Linked DNA regions of Mus musculus: region 1 is linked to region 2. Evidence: chromatin loops called from intact Hi-C (ENCODE). Cell type or tissue: heart. All regions are shown on one strand.

Region 1 (8,000 bases), 790 kb after region 2:
TCCTGAGAATCTGATAAAAAGTCATGGGCCAACTTCTCTTCGTCCAGACCTAAACATCCTATGACAGTTGCACACTCACTTTTATGTCCCAATGTCACCTAACACACTAACCCTTCCCTTAATATATTATTTGGCATGAGTCTGCATTACATGACACAACCAGAAACTTCCACTTCAACCTCCTTCAGCTTCCTTAGGAGCACAGGCTGTTTATGGAAGGTATCTGCTGAGTAGGTTTTGGACACAAGACTCAAAGGCCGGAGCTACTCACTTGTATCCATTCTTTAGGTTGAGATAGGGCTCAAAGAATGTGTTCAACTGAATCTAGAATGATGTCAACTATGCTGCAAAGCCATATTCTGGGTATGAGCAAATATAAGCTCTATAAGGTTTCCAATGCAGTAGTCCCTGTAGGATTTCACCCATGCCTAATAATGCGTTGTCAAGTCCTGTGTATGGTACAATAGCTGCCCGAGCATTACGTTATAACATACCCCAGCCTGGATAGAAGCCAATGAGATAGACTTAGCCATCCCAAATGTAACATCTTGTCAAGAATGCTATGCCATATGGAGCACAATTTCCCCACAAAGTGGAAAATTCCCCCACCATCAGTTAGAGGTCCAATTCAGTACTAAGTATGATACTTGTCGACAGACACGTGTGAACATGCTGGCCTACATAGTGCATGACAAATGACCTTCAACTCCCCTAAAGTGGCACAACTAGAAGGATCCTTTTTCTCCACAGCACAGGTAGGGACTTCTAGGACTGCCCCTGAGGAAGCTCAGATCTCCTGTCAGCCTCTGCATGGGCTCCTGCAGACTTTATGAAACATCTCGACATGACTTTATCCAAACAACTGCTCCAAACTGCTCCAAACCTGGAGATGGCCAAAGAAACAGAAAACACAAAGAATAATGTAATACAGTTGAAGTTCAGTTCTTTTTAAGTATACTCCATGCATTAGTCAAACATGATGCTACATGCCAACAGGTCTGTTTTACATAGACAAGATAAGACTGATGTTCAAAGTTTCCTTCCTTTGCTAGAAAGTGGTCGGTCAGCTCCCCACACTCCTACAGCTGCACTTGCTTCAGTATCTCCGATTAATGAGCACTACTCCTTAAAAAGAGGCACTATCACTTTCATAGGCAGCCCTCTGTTGCTGGATTTCCATCATTCCCACTTTTTCACTGCCACGAGCAACATTGCAATTAACATCTTTCCCATTTTTATAATATTGCAAAATTACTCTCTAAACAGATTGTAACAATTTACATTTCCTCATGACAAACAGTAGAAATCTTCCCCTTGCTGCTGAAAAAGCCATCAATTGGCTCCACTTGAAAAGATCCAGGGGGAAGGTTGCCAAGGCAGGCTGCACTGCCTCAGCTCTCTGTTCAGGAGAGCGCCCTCGCTTCCAATGGGGCTCACTGGCAAAGAGGAGCATGCATGAAGCCATGGGTTTGATTCCCAGACCTGCATAAAGTGGATGCTGTAGAGTATGCCTGAAATCCCAGCAGTTGTGAGGTGTAGGCAAGGAGGGTCAGATCTTCAAGGCTATCCCCAGTACATAGCAAGTTTGAGGCCAACCTGGGCAAAAGAAGGGAGAGACGGGAGGAGGGTGGAAATAAGAAAGTGAAGGTGGGGAGGACAAAAGGATGGTGGAAGGGATGGAGGGAAATTAGAAGGAAAGGGAAGAAAGGGGGAAAGGAAGAGGGACTAAAAAAGATGAAAGGAAGGTGGAAGGAGGAAGAGAGGAGAGAAGAGTGGGGGGAGGGAGGGAGAAAAAGAAGGACCCATTCTCCCTGGACTTAGCTGTAGTTCTCACAAATGCAATGTGTAAACTGAGGTCCAGTTTCCACATGCTATCAGCCCAGGTGCTACTGGCCACTCCCCTATACAGGTGCACAGGAGACCAGCTTGGCTCACCAGCACTTTCAGAGCTGTCTCCTGAGAGCCTGTGAGTGACAGAGCTCTCTAAGTGAGCACAGGGTGGGGGGGGGGGTAGGGGGGCAGCCATCCCTAAATCCCACAGACTGAACTTTCTGACCACCTGAAAACTCTCTATTCTGGTGCCTGGCTTTGCCTTTGTTCCTTCCCTACTTGGAATGAAGCCCAGCTGGCCAGCCCCTTTGGTCCCTACAGCTCAATGGCAGTGCTGCTGTAGACCATAGCAATTGTGGTGGCGAGTAACTTGAGCATTCCCCTGGTGAGTGCCTTGAGCATCCTGATGGTGAGGACCTTGCATCCCACTGGTGAGGGTGGACCTTGAGCATCCCGCTGGTGAGAACCTTGAGCATCCCGCTGGTGAGAACCTTGAGCATCCCGCTGGTGAGAGCCTTCAGCATCCCGCTGGTGAGGGCCTTCAGCATCCCGCTGGTGAGAGCCTTCAGCATCCCGCTGGTGAGGGTGGACCTTGAGCATCCCGCTGCTCTCACACCTCCTTCTGTTCTAGAATCTCAGAATCACCTCCTCCTTTAAAGCTGGTCTGGACTTTGACTACTCTAACTTATTATAGCTGCCTGGGCAACTCTTGCTCTGCAGAGGAAGGAGCAGGCCCTACAGCACTAACTGAAAGCTTATGGATGGTCCCCCAGAAAGGGGGAGGAGTCAACCCGAATCCCCTCTCTACCTAACGCTGCTTCTCCAGGAAGAAATGCTGACCATTTCTGGCTAAACAATTTACTTGGCAAACTGTTCGTGAGATTTATTAAGAAAATGAAAGTTTCTCATCCAAACCAGGTAAATGTGTGGCCAGGTGGCAGGTCCTTAGTTGCTGAGTGCTGGGGTGATAGTTAATCCCTCACATTGATCACAGAAGCATTAAACTTCTTAGGCCACTCATTGCTAGGCAACCATTGTGAACTGTAGGCTCTAAGGAGAGAGCATCTGTTCTTGTCACAGAAACTGTCCTATTAACAAGGAAATGCATGTCCCACGTCCACGTGTGCTCTCCAGATGGCCAATAAGGTGTTCCTCTGTAATAGCATCCATCGTCTCTCAATCACTAGCTCCAGGGCACAAGCGCCTTGTAACCTAGGGGACAAATGTCTCCTTGTCATGCTGCTTTCTGTGTCCCACCATATAGATAGCCCAGGCTTGAAGGGCATCATCAAACCAACTGTTTGCAGAACAGAGACAACAGGGCGAGACTTAGAGCAACAGGTACAGCTCCATGAAAGAACTCAGTAAGTAACTCTAGGTCCAGACTTGGCTCTGCCTCTCAGAAACTGTGCATGACAGCTCATCTTCGTTGCTGAGTGGACTAGATTCAAAAGGACTTTGCATCCATAGGCTGTGTGTGTCTGGGAAGGTGTTTCCAGGAAGGTTTAACTGAGGAGGGAAGGCTGACCTTGAATGTGGACAATGCTATTCCACAAGCTCAGAGCTCAGAGTAAATTAGTGGGGTGTGCTCTGAGTGTCAGTGTCCTGCCTAGACTGTGGACACTGGCTGAAATGTGACTCCCCCACCCCTACACACACACACACACACACACAGAGTCTGTCTTTCTACCAAGATAGCCTGTGTCCCTTCTTAATCATGGAGCCGAGATAAACCTTTCTTTCCTTAGGTCACTTTTGCCAGATACTTGGTCACAGCAATGAGAAAACTGTGTGGTACAACTGCAAATGCACATTTTTTTTTAGCCTTCTAAAACACAATTTCTTCATCTCTAAAATGGCTTAGTGGGAGTTCAAATGGCTTAGTGAGATTGCTGTTCAAGCATGAGACCCTAAAACTGAGCTCCAGCAGCCAGGCGTGGCAGTGCGTGCCTGCAATATCAACATAAGGGATAGGGGGCTAGGGGCTTGGTGACTGTCAGCTTAGCTCCAGGTTCAGTGAGAACCCCTGTCTCAAGTGAATGGGCTGGAGTGTGATGGAGTATTAATTAATTAATTTAATGAAAAAAAGGATTTTCTGCAATTACAAGTATAAGAGTTTAAGTGTGGTTGAGAGTACACAGTTTAATAGCTTGTACATAATAGGAGATTCCTTCTTACTTTTAAACAAAAATGTGTGTATTTTTTTTCTTCTATCCAAAGCTAGAATGTTGCAATCTGCTTTTTTTCCTTGTTCTTGCAAAAATGAGGAAACCTGTGGATATTATTGGTCCAGAGTGGCCCATCTCTGTTCTTGTGCTGCCACCTGCTGGATGGATATTTTAAGAACCCTGCACTAAAATGCCTGGAGCACTTCCTTGTCAGTCCTTACCTGACATTCCTCTCTACCTGTACCTTTCAGAAATTAACCCAAGGCGCCCCCAGTCCTACATTTAGCACTGGGGACATGAAAATGCATCCCGAAGATGGGTTGAAACTACATAATGTTGGCTCCTGCGTGTTAGATAAAATTCTAGTTGTTCACCAGTGCTAAATATCTCAATCCAAATAAAAATATGTTGAAAAACACTCTGCAGGCATGTTAACACATGACCCTCAGTCCTTTGTGACAGCAATTGGCCAGAGCCAAGTGTTCAGTGCCCTTTAATGTGAGCAAACTCCTCTGTTTTACACACACTCACAAGCACTGTCTAGAAATCTGTTCAAGAAATGTGCCACCGACTTTACTCACAGCCCCCTCCTCCAAATACTGTAGAAAACCCACATCAGTATCAAGTCTGTGTACAGTTATGGCAGCCAAATATAGCAAGCTACATGAACTAAGGAGTAGTTATACACATGGGGGGGTCTTCCATGCCTTTAAAACATTTATATTTATTTTACAGTATATGGATTATTTCTGTAGCTAATGTTCATTATGAATTGGATGTGTTAGTTGTATCTTGAGGACAAGGTAAATGATTAACTGAAAATGTGGGGGATGGATGCAAAGAGAACAAAAAATATCTTTGAGGTCAAAAATTATGGTCAAAATAGTTTGCTTTGTGCTTGGTACAAGCTAAGTACTAAATAATTATTCATTATTGCTATTATTACAGGAAGAGCTGTTATCCCAAAAAAATGACCTTTAAAATCCTGTCTTTTAAACAACATTGAAAATAGCAAAATTGAAATCTAAAACTTTTTATGTTAAAGAACATAAATCACAAACGCTTGGTCTAATGACTTGACCCGGGAGAATCCAGGCCTGAAAATAAGAGTCAGCATGAAAAGCCACCATAGCAAAGGAGAAGCTAAAAATGCAAAAATTCCTACTGGTTGAATCTGTCAAAAATATTCACAGAAAAATTATCTCACAAAAAATATATACTTTAGTAAGATAAAATTTTAAATTGGAAAAATAAAATTATTGAAGTACATTTGTTCAAGACATTATACTTGTTTTACTACTCAGCCCTCTACTCCAGTACCTCAGGGGTCCGCACCAGCCCTCTGGCCTGTGCCCTAGCAGATGCTTCTCCTGCTTAGTATCCTAGCTCGTGCTCTCATGCACATTGAGGCAGGCTTCTCATTGTTTAGCTTGTAAACTTTTCACTAGGGGTGGAGGAGGTGGCTTAGTCCACAAAGTGCTTGTCTTGCATGCCTGAAGACCTGAATTCAACCCCCAGGAGCCTACATAAAAAGCCAGGCATGGTAGCATGCTTGAGACAGGCACGGGCAGATCCCCGGAAACTCATTGGCCCGCTGGCCTCTTAGCTAAAGCTGCACGCCAAGGAGGGGAGGTGCTGGACTGAAAGGCTGAAAGCACCTGAAGAATGACACCTGAGGTTGTCCTCTGACCCCTGTCCATATGTGCGCACACTCACAAACACGCACAAACATGCATGCGAAATCTAAATGAACTGTGTACAGTTCCTGGCATCTTATATTTCTCACTGAACATCTTATAGAATCTCTGAACACGAAGGGTTGATTTGTATACCACAAAACCCATGAGAGGGATTGCTGGGTTGACACAATCTTTGCAGACCATCATGCAATTTTATAAGATCTGGGGACACAGTCTCCTAGATTATCTTGGAGTTTTCTATTTCATTTTGTATCTATGTCTAATTTGTTTTTGAATGCATCCTTTTCCTACTGAACTAAGCTACCAATTTTCTAATCTCCAATCTGACACTTAGTTATAGCAATTCTGTTATCTTGTAACATTAGTCTTTTTATAATATTTTTCTAGACTATCATTTTGGTGCTTATTAAGTTCATTTTACCAAATCCCAAAGCTAGTGAAACTCTTGTAAGAATTATATGAAATTCATATGCTAATTTTCAAAGCAACCGTCGATTTTTAGTATTGTACTCCTACCTGTATGAACTACTTTTCTCATTACTGCAACCAAATACCTAACAGAAACAACCCAAGGAAATGGGGTGGACTTTGAGTCATGTTGAGCCATGACGGTACAGTCCCTCAATGGCAGGGAAGTCATGGCAGAGTTCCTGGTAGGTAACATATCTAGCTAGGACTTGTTCCATGGTGTGAACCAGAAGACACAAAGCAGGGTTGGAATGAGGGCTAGCTATAGCCTAGAAGGCCCACTGTCCTAAGACCTGAGACCACTTCCTCCAGCTAGAACCCACTTGCTGAAGGTCTCACAAGCTTGGTTGGGGGCTAAATGTTCAAACACATGAGTAAAGAAACATCTCACATTCGAGCCATAAAACTACCCCAGAAACATGACATTGCAAACTTGTCATATCTTGTTTTTTATGTTCCTTTAAAAGGCATATAGGGCTGGAGAGGTGGCTTGGTGTTTAAGAGCTCAGTGTTCTTGCAGAGGAGCCAGGTTCGATTCCCAGAGCCCATATGGCAGCTCACAACCATCCCTAACTCCAGTTCACCTCCGTTCCAGGCACTTACATGGTATACAGTCATACATGAAAACAGAAACTCATACACATAAAATAAATTTTTATAAAAGAGTGACTTTGTTTTTTAAGATCTGTAACCTTTAGTGCATTGTTCGTTATTATTTACTTTGTTGAAGCCCTTACCTCTGCTGTCTAGTTTCTTCTGATTTTGTTTGTTGTCACTAAAAGAATCCTCACTGAAATGCCATGCGCAGCCACTTGCTTTTCTGATAGGTTTTTAAACTGCCATTTATCCTCCATCTAGACACCCAACAAAATTCTCTTAGGACTCTAAACATTTCAAACACCCTCCCTCCCTCCATCTTCTTTCCCTAATTTCCTCCCTTCCTCCCGCCTTGAATGAATGATCCTCCTGACATCCGCCCCCCATTGTGGGAATTGTAGCTGTACACCACCATACCCAGCTAAAAGGTGGTGAGCATATGAGTTGTCTGTATATAAGATGAGGGAGGGGAGAAGGAGGGAGGGAGGGATGGGGAGAAGGAGAGAGAGAGAGAGAAAGAGAGAGAGAGATTGGCTTGGTTTACACTGAGATGGGGCTCACTGTATCACCGTTTGACATAACATGTGCTGTTCACTTTGTTTTCTTGTTTCATTAGGAATAGTTGCTAGGTTGAATCAAATGTCTTTTTGATTGATAGGGTTTCTCTTTCAGTGTGTTGATAATGGGTTTATTGATAGAGTCCCTACTATTAACCTACATGAGCATCCATAGGGAGTCTACCCTTGCTTGCCTACTCCCACCCCGCCTTCCTGGAATCATCTTGTTCGCCTCGTGTTTAGAGAGTTTGCATCTATGTGCACATCTACTGTCTGCGACTAGACTATTTTATGGGCATTGGAATTGCTATTCTTAAACCCGAGTCTGCCTGGCCCTGTCGTCTCTTTAATCACAGCTTTGTAATCACATTTTAACACCCCAAAGTGCAACGGGCCCGTTCACAGTTTCCACTGCAGCTTATCCTTTGGCGAGGGTTATAGTTTGCTAGGAAGCCAACTGTTTTCCAGTGTTTTTCCATAGAGGTGTAGGTAGTGTTCCTTAAAATTGCTTTAAGCTCTATCATTTCTAGTGTCGTGGAGTTTATTCTCCTTCATCCTTTAAACACAGAATTTGAACTTTAGTCTTTCCATTCCCAGTCCAACCCTCACACTCCCACACCATGACCCCAGAGTGATTAAAGCTGAATTTTTAAATTACATAGCTTGTAAATTTGGCTTGC
Region 2 (8,000 bases):
TCCTCAGACACCCCATAGGCCTATCTCTGTCCCTAGATGAGAAGATTGAGGTTCAGGGACTTTCCCAAGTTTTATTAATTTTATTTTAATAAGTAGATGCTGAGATATGAATTGGTTCAGTCTGACATCTAAGTCATGCTTTTTTTTTCCCCATTTGCCATTTAGTACAGGCTGACTTGTAACTCTCTATGTAGCCCAGGCTAGCCTCAAACTCAGGTACCTCCCTTCATAGCCTGTTACAGGTATGAGCCACCACGCCAGCTTTCTTATTGCATGTTTAGAAGTAACAGTGCTTTGTAGTTCTTCTGATTGTACCATTACAGGTACTGAGCTTAGAGGCAAAAAAATCCCGAAGGATTCTGAGAAAGCTTTATTGACAAGAGGGAACTTTATTTGGCTTCCTAAGAATGTGGGCTAAAAAATATCCGGAGATCACACCCAGGGGAAGAGGAGAGTCCTTTGAGGCAGGAGTATACCTCAAATGTTCTCAGAACACAAGTACCTGGGGAACAAGAACATTTGGGAGGGAGACTTGGGTGTGGGGACACCTGGTAAGGACACACGACACTCCATGAAAGCAAGTCCCTGGCTGTATCCTCTCAGTAAAGAAGGAAATGAACAGCATCTATAGGATATTAGCTTGTTTCTGCTACATAAATGGAGTCATTCAGACAGAAATTTCACTGAGGAAAACACAGCGGTTTTGATAGAGCAGCTGCAAGCCATCAGCTAATCTAACATTTGCTTGCTTACTAACAGAGCTGCCTCTGACACTGCCCAGGTAAGTGGTACTGTAGTGACTGGTAGAACTGGAAAGAGTCAGCAACTGAGCAGCTCTATAGGCTAGCTCTGTAGTGGCTAGCTTAGCTGGTAGCAATTGAGCAGCTCTGTAGGCTAGCTCTGTAGTGGCTAGCTTAGCTGGTAGCAATTGAGCAGTTCTGTAGGCTAGCTCTGCAGAGGTTAGCTTAGCTGGTAGAGTACTTGCCTAGTGCACACACACAAGACCCTGGGTTCAATAACCTAGTACCAGGGAAAAAAGCCAGGTTCCAGATCTAGCCTCTGTTATTCATGGAAAGAAAGCAAAAGTGATGTCTTATCACGAAACTGGAAATTCAGGCTAGGGATGTAGTTCAGCCTGTAGAGTGCTTGTGCAGTGTACACAGAGTCCTGGGACTGAGTCTCTTGTGCCACATAACCTAGGTGTGGTGGCTCATGACTGGAATCTCAGCACTCGAGAGACACAGGAAGGCCAATCAGAAATTCTAGGCCAGCCTGGGCTACATAGTGAGTTTCAGGCTAGTTTGGGCTACATGAGCCCTTTTAAAGGTTGATTGAATATTAGAATGAAATAGTGGGCTGACAGTATATATAAGCCCATCATCTGTCATGCTGGGATGCTGGGGAAAATTCTGAGTTAAATATTAACTGAACTACTTACTCAGAAATGTAGTTTTTTTTTTTAAAAAGAAAACCATTTATTTGTGTATTTATTTATTTGAGTATTTATATTTATTTGTGTATTTACATTTTGTACAACGGAGTATTTTTCCCTGCTTGTTTGCATGTGTATATGCCTGGTACTTGACAAAGCCAGAAGAGGGTGCCAGATGTGGGCACTGAGAACTGAACCTGGGTCCTCCAAAAGAGCAGCAATTGCTCTAGACTGCTTAGCCATCTCTCCAGTGTTGATCCCCATCCTTGGCCCCCCCAAACCAAACCTGGTTTTACTATGTAGTTGTGGTGGGACTAGAACTCAGAGAAATCCTCCTGTCTCTCTCTCCCTAGTGTTGGAATTAAAGGCACATGTTACCATGCCAGACAAATGACCCATTTCTGTGAATCCCTCTATTTTATCTACCACTTTACAGCTTAGTGTTTCTTTCCCACCAGCTCCTGGAAGACAGAGATTACATGTCTGGCACACAGAGTAATCGCATTTAAGATTCAAGGGAAATAAAAATGGGAGTAAACTCTGATAAGGTACGGGTGCTGGGCCTCTTCTGGAACCCACCCCCAGGGCTCACAGAGAGCATCCTGTGTTGTGTTCATTCCTGATAGCGTCAAGATGGAGGCGAGGGGCCCAGAGAGCTTGGGGACATGTCCCCTAGGGAGGGGAGGGCTCTGATGCTGGTAGTAGGAGGCCTGGAGGCTGTAATGAGGCCTCTAGAGGTCCAAGGAAAGGGCCCCAAGGTCTGCTGGGTCTGACGCAAGCTCCCAAGAGCAGGGCAGTCAGCTGACCTCCTTTGGAGAGAGGCCAAGGCTGGCTGCACGGAAGAGAGAGTGGGAGGTCTGGGAAGGCAGAGAGGGGAAAAACTAGAGAGGCCAGGGGTAGAATGGAGGGAGGAGGTGAGAGAGAAAGGGAGAGGGGACCTGGGCAGAGGGCTGGGGAGGAGGGGACAAGTAGGAAGAAGAATGGGAAGGGAGTGAAGAGAAGAATCAAGAGCAGGACCAGAGGCACTGAGGGAGCAGGCAGAGATGTGAGGAGAGGCTTGGCCCAGTCCCAGAAAAGAGATGGCTCCAGAGGCCTGGCAACTCCTTCAGCTAATACCACATGGAGGGGCCAGGAGTGGGGTGGGGAGGGTGTTCTCTGTTGCATGGTGAGCATCAGGGTAGGGGCTTCAGGGCTTGACCACTAGGTGGCTGGATTTGAGGAAGGGGATATAGGCCTTGGTGAAGGAGAGGCAGGAGACACGGGGGTTGGGGGTGGGGTGGGGGGAATCGAGAGCAGAGCCAGAGGAGAGGGTGCTTGTGGCTGGGTTCTAGCTGAGAACAGATGGAAAGAGGCATATTTGCTTGCCTTCTTTATTCATATGCTTACTGAGAGGCTACAATATTTTGTACCCTGAGCTAGCCCTCCAGGGCCCCGGCATTAGCACTGTGTCTGTCTCCTGCTCTGAGCAGACCTGCTGATAGAAAGACTTCCCAGCAGCATAGGGCTTAGCTGTGTCTTCTTCACTGCCCGTGTCTTGGTTTGCTTGTCTGTAACATCAAGTTTAGTAGGAAAACCCTTCGGTAGGTCTTATTTAGAGGGTTAATGAAGTGGTTTGTAGAAAGCTAATTGCTCACTGGTATGGAGGGACCATCCTGAAAGGGTTTTCCTTGCAACGTCTGAGCAACTGGGTTGTGAAGGAGGAGGAGGTGTTTGCAGAGCAGGAGCTGAACCTTCTGGGCTGAGGAGGTGGAAACGGCAAGGAGGAGTTTAGGGGAGACTGTTGGGGTGATTGTGGCAGAGGCTGGTTTTGTGTAAGCTTGGGACTGTGGGCAAAGCTCACTAAACACTCAGCTTCTGGGGTTTCCTTAGACCTGCTTGGGCCTCTGCACAAAGCCCAAGTGATAGATAAGGAGGAGACGGTGTGTGTGTGTGTGTGTGTGTGTGTGTGTGTGTGTGTGTGCTTTGTTTAACTCCTCAGAGATTTCTGATGAAGTTGTTCCCACTTGATCCATAGACTTGTCCTAGTTTAGGCCTTCTGGTGGTCAGCTGGATGGATGGCAATAAACAGCTTTATCAGTGTGCAGCCTTTAATTTGACCCTTCTATATCACCTTGGCCAAAGGACACTCCCTCTGGGACACCTTCCCTGATGGCACAGGTCTGTCCCTACTGTAGCTGACCATTGCACTATTCTTACACTGAGAAAACCTGGAAAGCCGTCACAGTTGGTGGCTCACGAGCCTTATTTCTCCCTGTGCCTACTCCTTATACAAAAAGACATGGACTGGAGAGCAGGGGGAGGGAGCGATTTTAATTCACAGTGTGGCCAACACAGGGTCATCGAAAAGGCTTCTGCACCAAGTGCCGCCCGACTCTCCGGAGGGTGACTCTGGGAGAACCCTCATGTGGGTCTGGCTTTTTCTTCCCTGTTTTATTTTGCTCCTTAGGGTCCACTCAGAGTCAGGTGATTCCTAAAGAAACTTTCTGGGCAGAGTTACCTCAGTCAGATCCCTCATGATGCTCCAGTGTGTATGAGAATTTGTATGTGTATACATGTATGTAGATATGTGGATGTATGTGTGTATAAATGTGTGTATTCATGTATGTGTAAACAATGTATGTGTAGTACATATGTACGTGCATGTGTTTGCATGTGTATGTGTGTGAGATGTCTTGGTTAACTTGATTCTCAGTGCCTTGGTTTTGAGGAGGCAGTGAGGAAGCTGGTCTCTCCTGTAGCTGGGAGGAGCGATAGGCACAAATAGCTCATGGTTCTGGCAAGAAGAGGCAAAAGGGCCTGCTTGAAATCTTACTTGTACTGTAAGCTTCTAGACCTACCTGTCTGACCTGCCTTATTTGATTTTTTCAGCTTTCAGCCAGCTCGTAGGCGTGTGTGGCTCCAGGGATCCCTTCCTGTCCAGGAATCCTGTCCTGAAGGGGTGCCTGTGTCAGGGCTGTGGTCAGGCGCTGTGCTAGGCACATTTCCTCAGACACTGTCTCCTTCAGCTCTTAGCAACCTTGGAAATAGTTTCACCGCCTCCATCCACTAGACAGAAATGGAGAATGGGATTCAGGGAAGTTCAGACCCCACAGTCCATGAGCAGCACGGCCATGGCTTAACCTGTCTGTACCACTTGGTGATGGTGCTCTAAGTCACCACGCCGCTCCAGTGGTTCAATGCCCCACTTGCCACTTGAGAACACTAGAATTTACCAAGCACTGACCAGCTCTGGGGAGAGTGGTGGTGAAAGCCTTGACTGAGGGTGGAACATGCTGAGGGTCAGATGCCACCGGAAAGGAAGGCACATTCCATGTGTGTGGTTGCAATCGTCAGCGAACATTGAAGGAAAGGATTAGAAATAAAAATGGTGGTGTTAGATAGTTAAGTGTCAATGTTAGCTTTTCCTCTTGATGTATCCCTAATGTCATAGTATTTACACTACTACAGAAAGGTCTCAGGCTTAATGTCATACTAGTTGTGGCCACATGGTGTCCCTCCAACTCAGTCTAAATCTTTCAGACAGCTGACTCCCTGCAGTCTCCAAGGCAGAACTTTATAGAGCAGAGGCTGCCCTCAACCCTTGAACTGGCTCTGGCTCTGGTGGTCTCTAGCCAGAGAAAGGAAAAGGGACAGACAAGTTTTCTCAGACCAGAGTGGGGCGGTGGCTTGTTTGTTACTAAGAGTCTCAAGAGACAGTTTTGATGTTGAAGGTTCACTGTGAAAGGGACATTAGTGATGGCTCTCTGAAGGAGGGGGCCGGCAGGACTGCAGCTTCCTTGGGTAGTGGGACTGGATCTGTGGGTGAAGGTTGGCAAGGAGGCTGGAGTGGGAGCCAAGGAAAGAGTAAGGACTGTGATGGTATGGGAAGGAGACATGGTGGGTTTGTATGTAGACAAAGCCCACACACCATAAGAAGGTAGATTCATTGACTTAGGTAACTCCCTCTCTCCCATGTATCACTACATTTTCTTGCCAGTCTGGACCCAAGCTGTAGTGTCTCTGAAGATGCTGATGTTCCTGGCTTGGGGAATTTGGAATATAAAGGAATTCCTGTCTTCACACGATCTGCCATTGTTTCCTCGATGATGCTGATGATGATGGTGATGGTGATGGTGATGATGATGATGAAGGCAGGGTCTCCTGTACATACCCAGGCTGGCCTCTAATATCCTATGTAGCCAAAGATGATATTGATGTTCTGATTCTCCTGCTCCACTCCCTGAGTGCTGGGATTACCCGTGTGCCAGCACACCAGTTTATTCAGTGCAGGGGATTGAACCCAGGGCTTTCTGCGTGCAGGTCAGCAGTTTTCCAGCTGAGCTATGTTCCCAACTCCTCTTCTCTCTGTTTAAAGTCCCATGCCAGAACCCAAGTCTTCTCCTCTTGGTGCACCAGGACCCTGGCTCAGCCAAGCGTTGTTTTCAGAACCTTTGGAACATGTGTTTCAAGGCTGAGTTGTAATAGTGAGTGACCATGGGGAAACAGCAGGCTCCTAATGATTTGGTCCGTAGGGATCGACGTTGCCATGATTCCTGTGCTTGGTTTCCTTGGGTTCTCCTGGGTCCCAAGTTTGGTATCCCAGCTTTTCTTTGGTCTCCCAGTGACAGCAAATTTCAGGCTATTCTTAGCTAGAGTCACTACCGTTACTTGCAGTGAGATCCCTGACTCAGGCTCTCTCATTAGAGCAGCCTGGAGGAAACTGGCTCAAGTCAGGTCACACTTGACTGACAGCTGAGCTCTGGAACCAGAGTCTCTGCCTCCCAGAGAAGGGCTCTGCTGTTGTGTGTATAGTCTGTACTGGATATACAGCAAGCTCTCCTCCTCGCTTGGAATAGCCTTTTGAGGATCAGTGCATCAGATCCCCTGAAGCATGGGAGCACACATAATACATAAAGAAAGCTCTGTAGTATTCCCCATCCGCAGTCTAAAACGCTGAAACACTACACGCCCACGACTAACATTTCTCCTAAAAAAAGAAAGCTTTTAGCCCTCTCTACAATTGTAGGTAGTTTTAAAAACGGCATAAGAACTCATATTGTCTTTAGATATATATTGTCAGTTTCCTCTCATTTCAGAAGTTCTGAACTCGCTGGAATGGACTGTGATTTCCTACAGAAATAAGCTCTTGAATTCAAGTAGGTTTCCCCACTCTCCCTTGAAGCCTCCTCCAGTTTTCCTAGGCTGAGGGGGAAGAGGAGGATGGAGGGCTGTAGCCTGCAGCCCTGGGCAGGGAGCTGGCTTTCCTCCTTTATGAAGTGCCGAGCTTCTGGCTCCCTGTGGACATCAGAGTGCCAGAGACAATGGTTCCATCTTAGCAACAGCAGTTACTTTGAGTTTTACCTTTTGCGCCTAGTTTCTTAAGACTATCACAGCAATGAACATAAATGCTACATTATAAAACAACACACGTTTATTAACTTTGAAATGTTTTATGAGGCTGAAGTCAAAGGCTGTGTTCACTCAGGAGGCTCCAGAGAGAATATCATCTTTGTCCCCCCCCCCCTACTGCCCAGTTGTGAGTTTATTTTTAGTTATGTGATTGTGTATGTGAAGGTATGTGCACATAGGTTTTATTTTTTTAATTATGTGCTGTGCTGTGTATGTGTGAAGGTATGTGGTTATGCACACATGAATGCAAGTATCTGTGGCAGCCAGAAGAGGAAATTGGATCCCCTAAAGCTGGAGCAACAGCTAGCTGTGGGTCACTTGATGTGGGTGTTACAAACCAAACTCAGGTCCTCTGCAAGAGCAGTGCCTGCTCTTAACTTCTGAACCAACTCTCCAGCCCTTCCTTTTCATAAAAAAAGTTTTTGCGTAGTTATATGATCTGAAAAACGGTTTATTTATCAGAGATTAGACTATAACTCATTATTCTATGTTAGATCAAAGTGTGAGCATACAATCAGTTTCATAATGTTCTGTTGACAAGATGTGGCCAAATTTATCCAGGCCTTTGCCTAGTTTTGGAAATTTATTCTGATTTTCTAACCAATAGCTGTGGTAAATACTTTTGCATACACGGAGTTTTGCATTTGTTTTTATGGTCCCCCCCCCCCTTCCCCTCTCCCACTTGGGATGAATTTGCAGATGTGGAGTTAGTGGACCGAAGATTTTTATACAAAATGCTTTCTAGAGAGGTTCTATCAATTTTAAAAACACCAGATTCTGAAGATTAGGAGATGGGCACCTATGGGGGATTCATTAATTTGTCTCCTGCTGCCCATCTGTGAAGTGAGAATGGGAGTCAGGGCTTTACTGGCAGTTGAGAAATGAGAAAAAATACGCAAGTCTCCAAGGAAGGCTTGTCAAACAGTAGAGACCTGCACAGCTGCTGTTGCTCTCGTGAGCTGGGGGATACCTGGGTGGGTGGCCTGCAAAGAGGGACTCCTGCTGACTCTGTGTCACACACACACACACACACACACACACACACACACACACACGTATGAAAGTGCCCTTGGGGGCTGGAAGAGGGCATCAGATGGCCAAGAGCTGGAGTTACGTGTAGCTCTAAGCCTGGGAATGGAACCTGGAAAGAACAGTAGGGCTGAGTTATCTCTTCAGCCTC

The links. Peaks named below come from ENCODE experiments on the same cell type or tissue, not always from the same donor. Only the 100,000 strongest peaks of a DNase experiment are listed, where the experiment ranks them.
Region 1: a loop joins it to region 2, with 10 times the contacts of the local background. A loop is called at or near these places in 22 of 42 quality-filtered maps.

The regions. Positions count from the first base shown.
Region 1 is chr7:111,965,557-111,973,556 of GRCm38, forward strand. No RefSeq gene overlaps it. Among named protein-coding and RNA genes, the nearest start is that of Gm33204, 40 kb to the right of the region's middle. In heart, CTCF peaks have their summits at 4,159 (motif pointing left) and 4,360; no DNase peak of the experiment used is centred here; H3K27me3 peaks cover 1,526 bases.
Region 2 is chr7:111,177,564-111,185,563 of GRCm38, forward strand. No RefSeq gene overlaps it. Among named protein-coding and RNA genes, the nearest start is that of Gm33098, 29 kb to the right of the region's middle. In heart, a CTCF peak has its summit at 4,915; DNase peaks (open chromatin) are centred at 2,208 and 6,168; H3K4me3 peaks cover 828 bases; H3K27ac peaks cover 3,324 bases.